Linked DNA regions of Homo sapiens: region 2 is linked to region 1. Evidence: chromatin loops called from intact Hi-C (ENCODE). Cell type or tissue: Caco-2. All regions are shown on one strand.

What was found. Hi-C counts contacts between places; a loop is a spot of excess contacts. Peaks named below come from ENCODE experiments on the same cell type or tissue, not always from the same donor. Only the 100,000 strongest peaks of a DNase experiment are listed, where the experiment ranks them.
Region 2: it touches region 1 in a loop (7-fold over the local background); 3 of 110 quality-filtered maps call a loop at or near these places.

The regions. Positions count from the first base shown.
Region 1 is chr20:15,649,364-15,657,363 of GRCh38, reverse strand. The region is part of intron 8 of MACROD2 (mono-ADP ribosylhydrolase 2); the gene reads right to left. Among named protein-coding and RNA genes, the nearest start is that of MACROD2-AS1, 720 kb to the right of the region's middle. In Caco-2, a CTCF peak has its summit at 3,029 (motif pointing right); a DNase peak (open chromatin) is centred at 3,013.
Region 2 is chr20:15,483,388-15,491,387 of GRCh38, reverse strand. All of the region lies in intron 7 of MACROD2 (mono-ADP ribosylhydrolase 2), which reads right to left. Among named protein-coding and RNA genes, the nearest start is that of MACROD2-AS1, 560 kb to the right of the region's middle. In Caco-2, no CTCF peak of the experiment used is centred here; DNase peaks (open chromatin) are centred at 3,477 and 4,217.

The sequences.
Region 1 (8,000 bases):
CCGAATTCGATTTCTCTTTCTGCTCTTTAGTAGCTAGCCTTATGCTCTAAGGCTTGGAACAAATAGAAAGCATCAGAAGAAATAACAAATATTGCTGTGATTTAAAAACATCCTATTTGACGGATTATTAGGGGAGTGTGCTTATGTGCTTGTTTACTGGCTGTCATTGATTTTTACTCAGCATTGGATAATTTTTAAATTTTCCATGTGGCCATTCAGGCATATTCATTCATTTATTCCTTCTGCCTTCTTTCTTCCTTCTTCCTGTCCTTACCTTTTTTCATTCTTACTTGCCTGCAATTCTTCTTTCCTTCCTTCTTTCTCCTTTCCTTTCTTCTTTCCATGCCAAGCATGGAAACCAAGCAATTGAAGAGTCAAAGATTTAGAAATCAAATTGGAAACATCTTTATTTTTATCATATACTTACTTAAAAAATAGAAACTTTTAATAAATTATTCCTTCTTTTTTTTTCTAATACTTTTATGGTCTCTTCTTACTTTTGCCAAAACTTAGTAGTGCAATCTATTCTTGGGGGCAGGACTGGAGCTATGTTTAATTTATTAATTTTCCTATGCTTTATAATTCCTTGTGAAAATAAGTTAGTTATTTGGGAGCATCTGCATGCTATAGGGCTGTGTTGCATTTAGCCTATAGCCAGGTGAAAAAAACTCCCTCCGGCTCTGTTTAGCTTTCACACAGAGCTTTGGTCAGGGACCTCAAGACAGCTGACCTTCATTTACACTAAACCTTTCCTTATTGGACTCATATTAAAAGGGCCTGCAGTTCCAACTCTGGGGTTTGGCACAAACGATTCTAATTGCTCCTTTATCCAATATTCAGAGATAGGGCTCAGCCATTAGGCCCTAGAAAAGCAATATACAAATATTAGCTTGATGGACAAGGTTAGTAATAAGATACAGCTCTCCTCTGTATGTCACACTTGAGAGATGCAAGAAAGATAGCCATTCCTATTATTGTTCTCACACATTTTATAGCTGGTACATGTTTATATTTCCTGCTTAAAGATTGCAGGGCATAGCTAAAGGAATTTAAGACTCTGGAATTCATACAGCCTGACTCTTTTATGCATTCCTTCAGAAACTAGTTAGCCCTGTTATCAAAAGGAGAAGCATTCTGCCTCTGACAGGCTACTGAGTCAAAATCAGAAAACGGATCCCAATAGTATGTTTCAATACTGCAACCCCAGCACTATCACTCATGAAGACTTTTTATTCGGCCCCCAGAAAAACACAGCTTGCATTAGACAGACTCATGTGTATAAGCCAAAAACAATAGGGGAGTTAAATCCACCACGGAGTTACTAGATCACTGGAGAAATGGAGATGGTGTCTGTAAAAGTAACTTGGTAACAATCCAGGTTACCATTACGAGGATAACATTTCACTAAATGATGGTAAAGACTTAATTCGTAACAAAGAGGAGCCACAACAGCAGAAATCAAAGATGGAAAAACAAACTACTTTCCTCTTTTTGAGCTGCATGCTCTGTTTTATTTACATAAGATATACACCATATTCAGGAGCAAGCCTTCCAGACCCCAGCTTCTTACTTTTGGCAAAGAAAAGTGCGTGTGGACATGTGTGTGTTGCAAAGGTGGCAGGGAGGGAGGATTCTCAAATGTTTCCAGTATATGTTTTCCTTGACAGATTAAATAATAATAGAAAGTTATGACATTAAAAATACATCATTCGAAATAATGTTGACGTGTCTTTTCCTATATACATTTTTTCTTTTGTGGTAGGTGGCGTAATGTTACACAACTTTTAAAAAGTGCAAGGCAGGCTGTGAATTACTTCTTTCAAATCTTTACGTCAAGGGAGCAACTTTTCAAAAGTTATTCCGAAGCCCAGGATTTCTGCTCCCCACACCTAAACCCCAAACCACTTGTGAAAATTCAGCTTTTCAAACAGAGCTTGGCTCTATTACTTCCAGCTGTCTCTATCTTGCCAAGTGTCCTGACACACACATATTCTATCGGTAAATCAACAGAGAAAGAGAAGAGAATGTTAAAAAAAAAAAAAAAAAAGTGGAACTCTAAAAAATGAATATAAAATGCCTAAACATCTCTATTTTCAAAAGGTATATATGCACATACCAAGGTAATTTTCTACAATTATCAGAGTTGTCCTTTTTCACATCTAAGTATTATACTATCACCCCCTTTTTGAGAATGTGTTTTACACACACACACATACATACACACAACACACACACGCACACACATACACACACACACATTGTATTTTTCAAGTGTGATTGAAATCGTTTACTTTATCTGACCTCATGCCATTTCTATGAACTGCTACCTAACTTGAGTCCTATAGACGAGACTTAGTGCAGTCCGTGGAGAAGCATGGTGACTCAAATCATATGCGGCCTCCACCTTCATCTCTCCAGCTGTAGAATCACTGTGTGCCGATATCTACAGTGACATTTTCAAAATTAGATACTCTATATGGGGGAAAGCATGGGCCCCAACTCACAAGGACAAAGCAAGGACTGCTTGGTATTTTATTTCTGTGGCAGGTTATTTAGGATACAAGGGGCACTAATTGGCACCCTCCCAAGCTGTGACATTTGTGATCTGCTGCCAAAGGGCAAGAGAAAGATGTGTAGCTGCCTTTTCTTCCTTGTGTGCCATCAAACAGATACCAAAGCAATCGTCTCCATTCTGACTCTGAGAACTCTGGGACAGCTTAGCTGACAGACTTAACCATTTCCCCACTCCCCCATCCCATCATTTTGAAGGGGGCAGTTTGAGTTTGTTCAAATGTGGTGTGGGCAAAATCACTTCAAGTGGAGGGGTGCTTAGGGAAGAGGGAGAGATATCTACTTTGGCTTGTAATTGTGTATTAGCTTGGTGCAAAATGAATGGCAAAAGCCGCAATTACTTTTGCACCAACCTAATACGTAGACTTCTGAACTCCCATCTCCTCTGGGCCTTATGCCTGCCAGACAAGCATTTTCCCCCAGGCTGTTAAGAGGTATTGACAATGGCACATTTTAAACTCTAGGGGGAGCTCCTGGCACCCACTTACCAGGAGGTCACTATGGTAAAGGTGGAGCTCAGTATGCTAAGTAAATGGGGTTAGAAGTGAAACTTCTCTGATAATGGTGATGCTCTTGACTTTTCAGGTTCTTCCTTGTTGCTTTCTCTGAACTTCTGCATGGTATGTGCTTTTATAACCCTATTGATTTAGCCTTTTCTCCTTTACAACCGGTCACATAAGTTAGGGCCGGCGCAGCCTGCTGTTTGGGAGGGTTCCCATCCTGTCAACCATGAAAAGCGCAAGGTAACCAGAGAATAGGGCTGGAATGGGATGCTTATCCAAACTCTGCCCTAGTCGGAGGGACATAGATCTTGTCCTCTTTTCCATGTCTTCCTGCTTGCTTCCTCCTCTGCTTTTCTTCCATTGGAGTGGAAAAATCAAGAAAGCCTAGAAAAGAGCTGGCCTAAATTCCAGCCCCTAATTCTCAGATAGCAAAAGAATGCTGAGGGTTACAAGGTCTTACCAGTTTTCCAGTATGAATACGGGATAGGGATTTATAGTCAGTCCCAGAAAGAGGATGTCTTGTTTGTGGGTTCCTGTGTTTATATCCCAACAACCCAGTGCACTGGTAAGTGTTGAGAAATGATTCAAGGATGTGGAATCATCTTGAAGTCACTGTAGACACCTGACCAACAGCAGTCATAGGCCACTGAGGGAAAGAATGCTGGTGTCCTATCACTGCAGAAGCTCCAAGTGGCAGCCTACTATGAGTTTAGACTGACTTACGGAGATAATAAACACTTTTATGACTGAGCCAACCAGATGTTGGAATGGTGGAATCCAGTAACAGATTAACCTAACTGAATCTAATTGCTGCACATTCAGACTGAGTGATTGATGCTCCACTGATCTTGCATATAGCCAAAATATTCATCTACTGCACGACAGCTGATTCTGCCCATACTTGTTGACATGGCACGTTTGACTTTAGTCACATGTCCATATATTTTTCTTCTTTCTCTCTGATAATAGAAATCATGTGCTTCTCATCTTTGTATCATCCACGATGTCATGAATAAGTGACCAAAAATTATTTATTGAATAAAAGACATAGCAATTTATGTGCACAAATAAAGAGAGTGCTAATCTGTTTTGGACATGTCTAACTATGCAGATGGCAATTACCTCTAGAAGGTTCACTTTAGGTGTAAGAGATAGAAGTCCAAAAGTTTAGGATTTGAAGAGTGTGTAGGGCCTAGAGGAGAAATTAGAAATTTGTACTTGTTTTACTTTTGTCTTTTCTAATGTATTATCTTTTAGATCTTTCCTACTTGAATGAATTCCTCGCCCAACATTATACAAAATGAGATAATGCAATTATCAGGCCAATTAACAATAATGCAATAATTATAGCAGTAATATTAGTTGTAGCTTTAGTGTTACAACAGTAAGACTTCTGTGCATTTTTCTATGCATTTTACTCATATTAACATATTTAATTCCCATAACAACCAACCCTGTGGAAGACAGCATTTGTATGTACTGTTATACTTATTTTATGAATGAGAAAACTAGGGCAGAAAGGGAGTAGATGAATTACTCAAGGCAACTATGTAAAAAAAAAAAGAGCTAGGAAACCACAAAAGTCAAAGTCAATAAAATAGACTTGTGGCATTCACACTTTTAGCACTTATGAGTTTACATCTTGATTATTAATCTGAAAATCCATGATGTAGTAAGGTATAATTTTGCAGATGCCCAAATGTTAATAGTGTCCACTGCAAGGCTGACATAGAAATAAGTCACCCAGCTAGTTAGTGAACCTAGTCATCCACACAGCAGCCACTTCTTAGAACACTTTCTTTATTCTCTTTTCGATCTTTTCTATATTACTGACTGTGGCAAAGTAAACTTTTCTGTTCTCCTGTGAAATAAAAAAAATACACTAAACAAAATACAAAAGCTTAGTGTGAAAGATGAAAAGAATTAACTTGTAATGTGAATATATGCATTGAAAGCACATGACTCTCATTGGAAATAGAAACCAAGAAAAGCCAGAACTAGCACTAACATTTCTAAACTCATATTTGGAATTTATTAAAGCTTATGAGAATTATCCTTTGTGACTATAAAGGGCCTACTGAACAACAGTCTCATAAAGAAAAGGCCTTTTTTGATAAATAATCATGGAGTATGTGATCAACACTAGCAGGTGAGTGCTTGTTTCTGACATCAGTGTCTAGGAATCAGAACAATGGGTTGCTTATCAAATGCTGTGAGCAAGGTTCTGGGCCAAGTATAAAATGTAGGTAAGCAGAGCCAGACCTCCCATGGCCACGCAATAAGTCTGACTCCAACTATCTCATTAGCTTCATGGGGCTGCCATCTCCACCATTACAACCCTGGTTTATTTAGGCTCTGTTTCTGGAAGGCTCTTACTAAAATGCAAAGTAATTAGGAAAAGATAAAAAGCAACCGAGAACCAAGTAAGCCATTCCCATAACCATTTATGAAATTATCTTTTCATTAGTGCTTCAACAGAAAAGGAAATTTATAGAGATCGAGATGGGACCCATCATTATGGAGCATGGGCCACATGGGGGTGAGCACATATCCAGGAATAATCTCGAGTGGAGGTGCCTGGAAGAAGCCTCAGGACCACTGGAGTTGAAAGATGACAAGACATAATGGGAGGATGATTGGATTGAAAGCGGAGTCACTGATACACCACTTTCCAGGTGCCACCTCTTTGCATCATATTGACCCTGTTAAGTTTAATATGATACAGGTAAGGCTGACAGACAGAGCTGAGAGCCTGGATTAAAAGCATAAAACCCACAAAGCCGAATTTAATGAAGCAAACTTTTGCCAACGACCCTGGTGTTTGGTACAAACCTGATAGCTTTCCTAGTGCAAGTTCTGGGTCACAGAGCATATGTTGGCTAGCATCTACTCTCATTCCCGATTAATTATAGATGCTGGATCTATAAGATCCTTTGTTAGAAATAACTAAATAATAAATGCCTATAAAGCAGTTTGCGTGCTGTGCTTAATAAGAACAAACTCCACAGAAATCCAATTTAAACACTTATTGCTTTTTTGAGCCAGAATTAAATTGGATTTGTGTTTCTGAACTCTTTGGCATCAACCATTGCATGGGTGGATTTGGCACAAGGACCGCCTCTGGGGCCAGCTGTGCAGAAATGTTGTTTGCCTCAGAAGTTGGTGTTTACCAAATATGGCCTCTGGAACAAACCAAAAACCCAACCATTTTCAAATTTTCAAAGGGTGTCATGAAGTTCTCAAAGATATTCTCCAAGCAAAAATAATTTGTATTCACTTCAATTTCAAAAAGTAATAAACAGTACCCTCTAAGAGAAGAGATTATGCCAAGAGCAGATAGAAAGGCTAGGATGTCCAGTTCCATAAGGATAAGAAGATCATTGTCAGGTGTGCTGATGACACCAACATGGTCAATAATGTAGAGTTTTCAGTCTTCTGAAAAGGTGTGGAATGGCAAGCGCAAGGGGTTCTCAGGTTTCACATGTTATATGCCTTGTTTCTCCTATTTTAGCATCTTTTGCATACTAGGTTGTATTTTAATTCATTGAAAAACAAAAAAAAATTGTGCTATCCAACATCAGTGGTGCAGATAGGCAGTATCATGAACAGAACTGCTGAACAGTCTTTAGACAACACTGTGAAATTTGTTTTCCTTTATTTTATAAAAAGTGAGTGGAAAACAGAAAAAAAATTAAATGTATATTTATAAGTTCTATGACCTGAACACAGATGGTCATTTTCAGGTGAGCCTAGAGCAAGGAACTTGCTCAAATCAGAAGCACTTTGGATTGACTTTGCTGTATGTGTGTTTGCCAAGCGAAAGAATATACTGCAATTAAAGAAGATAACAAAAGTGTGAGAGAAATGACAAAGAAAGGCGGTAGTATGGAGAAAAAGGAGATCAGTTGCTGGAAAGCAGCATAATTTTTTTTCAGAGACTCAAAAGCAGAGGGGTGTCCTGCTCCACGGAACTGTTGATACAATCTGGTATACATTGTCATTTATCAACAGGAAAGGAGGTTGACGTTCAGCTTTCTCATGACCATTTATTTTTAAGAAAACCTGTTTGGATTCCATTAAAGCTGGCATTGCTGAGCCCAGCCAGATTTCCTACACATTCCCTACTTAATTCCTTTATACAAACCAGAAGCAGCAAGTCCTTCCCCAGATCCAAATCATGACCCTTTATCTACTGATAGTCACATCAAGTAAGCAGAGAGAACTAGAATTTAAGGGAAGCTATTGTCTTACAATATTAACATTTGTTATCTAAATTTAATAGTGAATTATTATTTTTAAATAGTCATGGGTATGTTTCATAGCATCCAATGGGGAAGAAGTAAGTCTATTTATGTATACCATAATTAAGAATTACAAAAGATATGAAACTATTTTAGAAGCAAATCTTCTGCTCAAATTTTGTATATGTGACATCTTTGGGTTATGGAAAGCATTCTTGATAAAGAAACACACAGTCTTAAATGGCTTTGCAATAATACACACCCAGATTTTTTTCCAAGCCTATAAAGGACATTGTGGCTTCCTCCCCAAAGATCCCCTCCTCAAAAAGTAGACCCTAATTTGTCTAAGCCAATCAGAGTGGTACTATCTTTCTTGACACAGAGATTGGTTAAGAAATCGCAGGCCTAAACTAATTGCCACATAGCAACCTAATGACTTCTGTGAGTCACTCAGAAGTGGCCCCAAGTAAGGCAAAGCTTAGGACTTTCAATGGGATTTTGGAAACAGATGTTTTCTCTGTGTCTGGACAGTGAGAGTTGAGGCTATGAGATTTGGAACAACTGCAGGCAAGGAATAAAATGAGTGAGCTCTGTCATAATTCACGACTCTGGAACTTGCATGGTCTTTACTGTGTTTGCTCTTGGAGCGCTCTTGAAATTTTAAACTTACCAACTGACTGCTCAG
Region 2 (8,000 bases), 170 kb after region 1:
GAGACAATGAGGTGTCATGTCTGATCTTGCGATCACCCCTTCTCCACTGTATTCTACTTGTAACCTCTAGCACATGCACAGTAGAGAAATGTTCTATAAAATAGCTAATTAATTGGGGAGGAGTTGGGGAGCTCACTGGCTGTCAGCACGACGGTAACATAATATTTCACTTCGGGGAGTATAAAGGTCATCTAGTCCAGGCACACATTGGCATGCACACCTGGCTCACTAGACAAGACAGCAATCTTGAAATAATAATAAACTGCTGCTAGTGCCGCTGCTGTTAGCATTTACTGAGCAATTATTATGTATAAGTCACTCTACTTAGTAGCATTTATCTGTGTTACCTCGTTTAATTTTCATAAGAATACAATGGAAAGTAGAAGAGAAAAGAAAAAGGAAGATGAGTTGCTCTGTAAATGGACAGCAATGTAATTGGACTTTACTGTATTGAGGGAAAGAGGCAAAGATAATTTGTTGGGAGAAAAGCTGAGTGTTGGGACAGAAGTTGAGGTAGGGCTTGCATATCTGCTAGACTTGCTGGCTCCTTGCTTCTATCACTCCCATTAGCTCAAGTAGCCATATGTTTCTCATTCACTTGATACACTGCTTCCTTTCAACCCCCACATCCTCACTACCTGTTTCTTTGGCTCCCAGAGCTCGGGACCTTCGTAGCCTCCCCACTCGTGATGGCTCCCTGGTCCCACTTTCTCTCTCAAACTTTTTCTCATTCCTTTGACTCCGGTGGACTTCGTCGCCCCCATGACCTGGTGTTGGGTCTGATCACCTCAACAGAATTAATTTGGATTTATATTGAAAACTCCCAAGGCCAGGTGCGGTGGTTCATGCCTGTAATCTTAGCATTTGGGGATGTTTTGGCAGGAGGATTGCTTGAGCCAAGGAGTTCTAGACCAGTCTTGGCAACATAGAGAGATCTTATCTCTACAAAATTAAAAAATAAAAATCACCCAGGCACATGCCTGCAGTCCCAGCTACTCAGGAGGCTGAGATGGGAGGATTGCTTGAGACTAGGAATTGGAGGCTGCATTCCAGCCTGGGTGACAGAGTGAAACCCTGTTGAAAGAAAGGAGAAAGAAAGAAGGAAAGAAAGAAAGAGAGAAAGAAGGGAAGGGAAGGGAAGGGAAGGGAAGGGAGGAAGGAAGGGAGGAAGGAAGGAAGGAAGGGGGAGGGAGGAAGAAAGGAAGGAAGGAAGGAAAGGAGGAAGGAAGGAAGGAAGGAAGGAAGGAAGGAAGGAAATGCCAAGAGGTGTGCAAAGTATGGTGTGACTTTGTCATGCAGTTTTAATAGACTCAATATAACCCAGTAAGGCAGTTTGGACTTGCATCTGCTTGAAGAGAAAGTAATGATATGCTGTGGTGGGCATGGGTGGGAGCCTAGGCTATTCTTAGAAGCCAAACCACCTCTGGCTTCCACAAAAAATAAATCAAACCTTGAAAACTCCCTTCAAAATGTATATAATATCTCCCATTTTACAGGAGAGGAAAAGTGGCTCGTGGAAGACTCAAGCAAGGGACAGGACCAGTATACCAGCCCACACCCCCTCCATACCCTAGCCTGGAGCCTGGAACCTGGCATGTTGTTGGTCCTCAGAATGGATGGAACATACCAGAAAGCCTCTATGTCAGACACTCCAGTCTGGATGTTACACGGTTTGAAACCCCAAAGAAAGGAAATCAGATTGGAAGCCCCTGTGGGCAGGGAGCTGTTTCAGAGCACCAAACACATGGCCTTCTGCATAAGCTATGCCCAGAGGACCCATGGAATTAGATGTGCTACCCTCTTTCTCAGGTGACAGCACCCATTCTACCATTTAATGTCTTCATTGCAGAGTGTGTGTGGGGCCCAAGGAATCTCTTGAGAAGGTAGAAAAGCTGGCAGTTCTGATGGCTCAATTACACTTGAACATTTAGGTACCATCACTCTGGACATGACTGGAGCGTGTAAATTTGTGGCCCACTGGCTCACTACAGAACTTTTGTGACATCGCTTCTTTCCCCATGGTCCTGTCTTACCCCTTCCTTTATTTTATTCAACTTAGCACTGATGTCCCTAGCAGGGCCTCTAGAATTAGTCATAATATAAAAAGGGAAAAGGGAAATTCTGTACTTCTTCTCATCCTCATCTCTTCACACCATTCTTTCATTTCACTTGACATTATGTGTGCCAAAGCAAATGATACTCCATAAATTCTACTATATTCAGCTTTGGTCTTGAGACACTTTTTCTTTCATTTATTTAAAAAACTGCAAAACATGAAGTTTTCCTTTCAAGTTGTGTTTCCTCTGCTCTGCAAAACAGGTATAAATGAACTGCATTTTTATAGGACACAAGGTTACAATCTATGCAAGCTTCATCAGCTCCTCAAACTTATGAGCTCCAGTGTCTATTTCGGAGGGTATTTTTGAAATCATCTTTTGCCTAAGGAATTATAATAATGACTGGAGAAATGGTTCGTGAAACAAATTCTATTCTATGCAAGCTGTTCCTGCTACCCCTGGATAAGTCTTCTGAGACAGGAGATGAAAGATCTCATAGAATCACCTGGAATAGGGTTTTTAGAAATTCTTTTTTAAAAGAACATTTTCCCTACAGGGGTAATCAAAGGAGTTCATTGAGGACATCACATTTGAATAGAAAAGGCGTATATTGGGATCTACTGAGAGATGAAAATGCAGTTTCTGCTTATTGAATGGGTGGCATTCGATGGTGCATAGTCCTGGTAGCTAGTGATCTTTCCAAACATAAAGCACACCATGTCACATCCACGCTAGGAGCCCCCCAGTGGGGCTTCCTCTGCACTATGGGCAAAATCTAAACTCCTCACCTTGGATTGCAGGGGTCTTTTGCTGCTCTTATCACTACCTGAAATGATGTCCGTTTTGTTTGCTTGGTTATTGTGTGTCCACCCTGCTGGAATTTAAGCTCCATGAGACAGAGCTCTGTCTGTCTTGTTCTCCTTTCCACCTTCGGGCTCAAAGCAAAATAGGTGCTCAACATGGTGTCATGCCACATTTGGGAACATGAGAAATACCTGCCTGATCCTGTGTCCTAGGAGGCTGCCTAGCATCCTGCAGTGATTCTGTGCCACCTGAGGCCTATGAGAATAAGCCCTCTCACTGGAGGGCAGGATACAAACTTCTGTGCTGCTCTCTGGAGTTTCTGCTGGCCTAGACACTCCATGCACGTGACCTTGATCAACTTAAAAACACGACCTAGGAGAATGACAGCTAGGTCCCCTTGGCTTGGGGTTTTGACAAAGGCCTGTGTCCTAGGATCCCTAGACTAGGACAGACTGAAGGACCCCTTTCAGGGACACAGCACCAGACAGGGTCTCTTAGCTTTGTTACTGACTCCCAGGATGTAAACCACTTGTGTCTCATGGAGCTTTTATGCTCTCACAGGCACAGACAGGTGCATGATTCTCCAGAGGCAGGCATGCTGAACACGTCATCACCGTCTCAGCAGCATTCACCCTTATTATCTTAGTGTAGAAGAAAGAAAGATAGCCCTCAAATCCCCTGACTATTGGCTTTTGCTCTTCAGTGATAGTCAAGCCCCCTGAAGGCCTGAGTTTGTAAACTGCCCTCAAAATTCTAGGAATTCCTCTGTAAAACTTCTCAGTGTTCAGCTCCCCTGAGGTGAACATTTGGCATGGAGAATCTTTCCTTTTCATGTTTGAATCTTAAGACAGACCTTGGCCATGACACTCTATTCTGAGTTCTGTCTGACTTCATCCGCTGGTAGCACGTGGAATCTGCCTAAAAAAGGGTGGTCCAGTGGGCAAGACTTCTATTCTATGGTTTAGATAGGGTATACAATGGCAGCCACACTATTGCTGATTGAGACAGAGATGAAAAGAATTTGAAGGACTAAGATTATGATTAAAAATAATACATAATTGGATACAATTTTGTGATTAAAAGTACATTATATGATATAATTAAAATCTGCTGGAGGACATCATCCTAAAACTCATTTTCAAAGACATTCCAAAAGATATCAAGTGAGGCATTCCTAAAATTCCAGTGTTGAGTCAGAGGACATAGCTTCAAGTCTGACATGAGCAGTAACACCATTAGACTCTTGTGACACCTTTTTTAGATCACTTTCTGAGAGTGCTGGATTAGATAAGTGTTCCCAATTCTTCGCTTATCTTTGCCATCTGAATTTGCAGAGCCTGCCACCCTGGGTGGAACATATTTCCCTGCCCCATCAATGTTGACTTTGGCCATCTGACTTGCTTTAGTCAGTGGTATGTGAGCAGATGTGAAGTTTTAAAGTGTTTGCTGGTATGGAAAGAGAATGTCCGAGATAACTACTGCCCTTTCAGACAGGTACCTGAAATGAAAAAGAAGGAAAAGACCTGTGCCCAGCAGAAGCCAAGAGTCCAGCTTGGTTAGGCCAAGCCCAGTCTTGATCAGTTAAACCACAGCCAACCCGCAGTCTTGTAAATAAGACAATACATGCTATTTGCTGTCAGCTACTTGGTTTTAGAGGTTGTTTGTAATGCGGAAAAATATGACTGATACATTGAGTGAGAACTAATGCTGCTGGTGAACACACAATGTTTCAGAAATCCCTCTGAGGATATACAACACTTGAAGATGGTTTTCATTCCTATCTAGGTCTTTGCCACCTTTGGAATCTGGCTTCAATTACTGACTATCTGTCCAAGGTAAAAATATTCTCTGCATAATAAATCCTTCATACCAATTTGATGAATTCAAAGAGAGCTGAGATCTGGTTCAAGAGAAACCCTGGCTTTAGAGTCAGACCTACCAGGCATTGAATCCTTCCCCTGAAAAGTACAATCTGAGTGAGCAAAACAGGTCTCTATTCCTCAATGTCTTCACCGGTAACATATAAGAGGGGATAAGTCTACTCTCTCTTGTTGTGAAGACTAAACTGCACAAGTCACAAGCATTTTGCTCCCCTACAGGTCTTCTTGTTAGCCCTCCTTCCCTAAATGTATCTTATTTGCTTAGTAAGGAGAGAAAGCTGAAAGATATAAGAAAGCCTAAAGGTACAGGAATGCTGTTGTGCACAGTAGGCCTGGAAAACCAGGTGGGGGCTCCATGCTCTTCAATGTGCCACAGAGTGATGACTGGAAGTATAGGTGGGCTCAATTTTTAAGATCAAGTATGGATTCACTATCCCCTCTCTGCCCCTGGAACTTGACATTACCTACCTTTTTTTTTCAGATTCTCTTCCTGAGGAAGAGGAACTGATAGTAGATGAACAGATTTCAACAAAACTGTCTTGTTTATAGCCAAACCTCTGAAGAAATTATAAAATACATGTCATTGTCTATAATATCAACTCCCAAAGGAAACTTCTTAAACTCCCCAAATTGCTATACAGTGGATTTCACCACATCCTAGTAATATGGATACGTTTCTTTAAATCATCTAAAATGAATTTAGAATGACCTGAGTAATCGACTGCGATTCATGCAATAATTGCATACAAGATCTTTTACTATTCTACCTAAAACATCCCCTTGGCTGGTTTTGGATTTCTAAGTTTTACCCATACATAAGTTACTGCTCCTGAAAATGCCTAGAGAAATGTAATTGGAAGTGATGCATGTACCATTTCCCTCAAACAGACAGAACCTGGCTCATTCCTCTTAACCACAGCAAGGCACTTGGGGTATAGCAAGTGTTTGACGAATGACAGGAGAATGAAGAGACCAAATAAGCCACAGAATTTTAAAGGAGGAAAACTGCATTTTAAAATGCACATTTCCCACAGCAGGCATCATTGTTCGTCTTAATAATGAATGACAGTATTTCACAAACAATGAGCTCTGGACCAAGTTTGTGGTAGAATAAGGAAACCCCAGAAAAGGCATATTTCTCATCAAAAATCAATCTGTTCTCCTGCTTGAGCTGTAGTAAGCAGATACAAGATAGCCTGGAGTTGTAATGTGCCAGGAAAACCTGCTGGGGCAGGAAAAGAAGTTCAGGATGTGCTCATAGTAGAAATAACTATCCATTTAAACACAAATGTTAGAGATTTACTTTGATGGACCTCTTTGGGAAGGTGGAGCTTTTGTGTAGATTGAAGCAATTCCTCAGGGAAAAATCGAGTCGATGTTTGCTCAGTATTTCACTTATGAACATGTGACATTTTTCTTCTTACAAAGTAACAGGCCTTCATTTTTGTCCCTAGGCTCAAAGAAAATGAAGAGTCAGGAGGATGACAAAATGAGAGCCAGCACATGATCTTTTTCTTACTTTCCTAGACATCCTAGATAGTGAGAATAACAATATATAGGCGGTTCAACATGCAAGGAGTTTGGAAGATGTCACTCTGTCCTAACACATGTGCCAACACGTGAACAGCTAAACCAACTAAAAGAAAGCAACAACTTTCTTTAGATCCTTCGAAGAAGTGAGGTCACAGAGCAAACTGCTGTCCCCAAAACTGGAGAGACAGACAGGTGGGTACAGAGAATCACAACTTATCTGAGCAGAAATCCCTTAGCAGAAGCCTCCGCAGGAACGAGTACTGGAGTAGAAAAGCCTAAACTCTAACTGACGGATTACTAGAGGCTCCATGTGGACCAGTCTGAATGATGGAAACTCCAAGGGGATCCATTCATCCAGGGCTATCATGCTTTTGTGAGTTTTTACCTCCAGGAGCTGGACCAGGTTCTCACAATGAATATTAGAGAAAAATCCCCTCATGCTTCCAGAAGTGGGAAGGGAAAAAAGAAGAAACATCTTGAAACATGCCACAGCATTCTGTGTGTCATAATAAGGCCTGCCTTCAAGAGAAAATATTTCACCTGAGCCTAAACTATTGGGGTTCTATCAGATCCTAACCAACCTGGGGAAAGGGAAATACTCAACTCTAGCCCACTCTAGCCTTCCAGATAGAAGAAAGGAAATGCCTAATTCCAGTTTACTCTAGCCCTCTTGCCCCACCTAAAAGAGGTGGAGGACCTAAGAAACACTTGAGATGTTCACAGTTCAGAGGTACAGGGTTGCCAAGAGACTGAGATCTAATCACATAACTATATAATACTTCCCCTCCCCTGACATCTAACCACCACATGACTAAAGGCTTATTTATTGTCGTTCTTTTTTTTCTTCTACGTAGTACATTATGTTTGGCTGTCAAGAAAAACTTACAAGACTTACTAAAAGAAAAAAGCAAAAGTTTGAAGAGACAGATCAAGCATCAGAATCAGATATGGAAGGAATATTGAAATTATCAGACCAGGAACTTAACAGCATCACAATGGAGGTCCTAGATAAAGCAGCAAGACAAGAAAAATAAAATAAAATAAAATAAAATAAAATAAAATAAAATAAAAGGCATAATGATGGGAAAGAAAGAAGTAAAATTGTCTTTATCCATAGATGACATGATTGTCTATGTAGGAAATCCAGGTTTGACCCAAAAATCCTGGAGAAAATAAGCAATTATAGCAAGATTGCAAGATAGAAGGTTAATATACAAAAGTCAAACATTCTCCTATGTACCAACAATAAACTAGTAGATTTTGAAATTAAAAACAAAATACCGTCTATATTAGCTACCTGAAAATGAAATACTTAGGTGTAAATCTAACAAAATATGTAAAAGATCTATATGAGGACAACTCCAAAACTGATAAAAAAAAAATCAAAGGAGAACTAAATAAATGAAGAGATAGTCTATGTGCATGGATAGAAATACTCAATATTGTCAAGATGTCAGTTCTTCCCAACTTTTCAGTTGGAAAGAAGAATCTATATTTTCAATGCAATCCCAACCCAGATTCCAGCAAGTTATTTTGTGGATATAAACAAACTGATTCTAAAGTTTATGTGGAGAGATAAAAGCCCCAGAATAGCCAACACAATATTGGAAAACAGTCAGAGGACTGATATTACCTGACTTCAAGACTTACCATAAAGCTTCAGTAATCAAGACAGTGTGGTATTGGCAAAAGGATGGAGAAATAGATCAATGGAAAACAATACAGA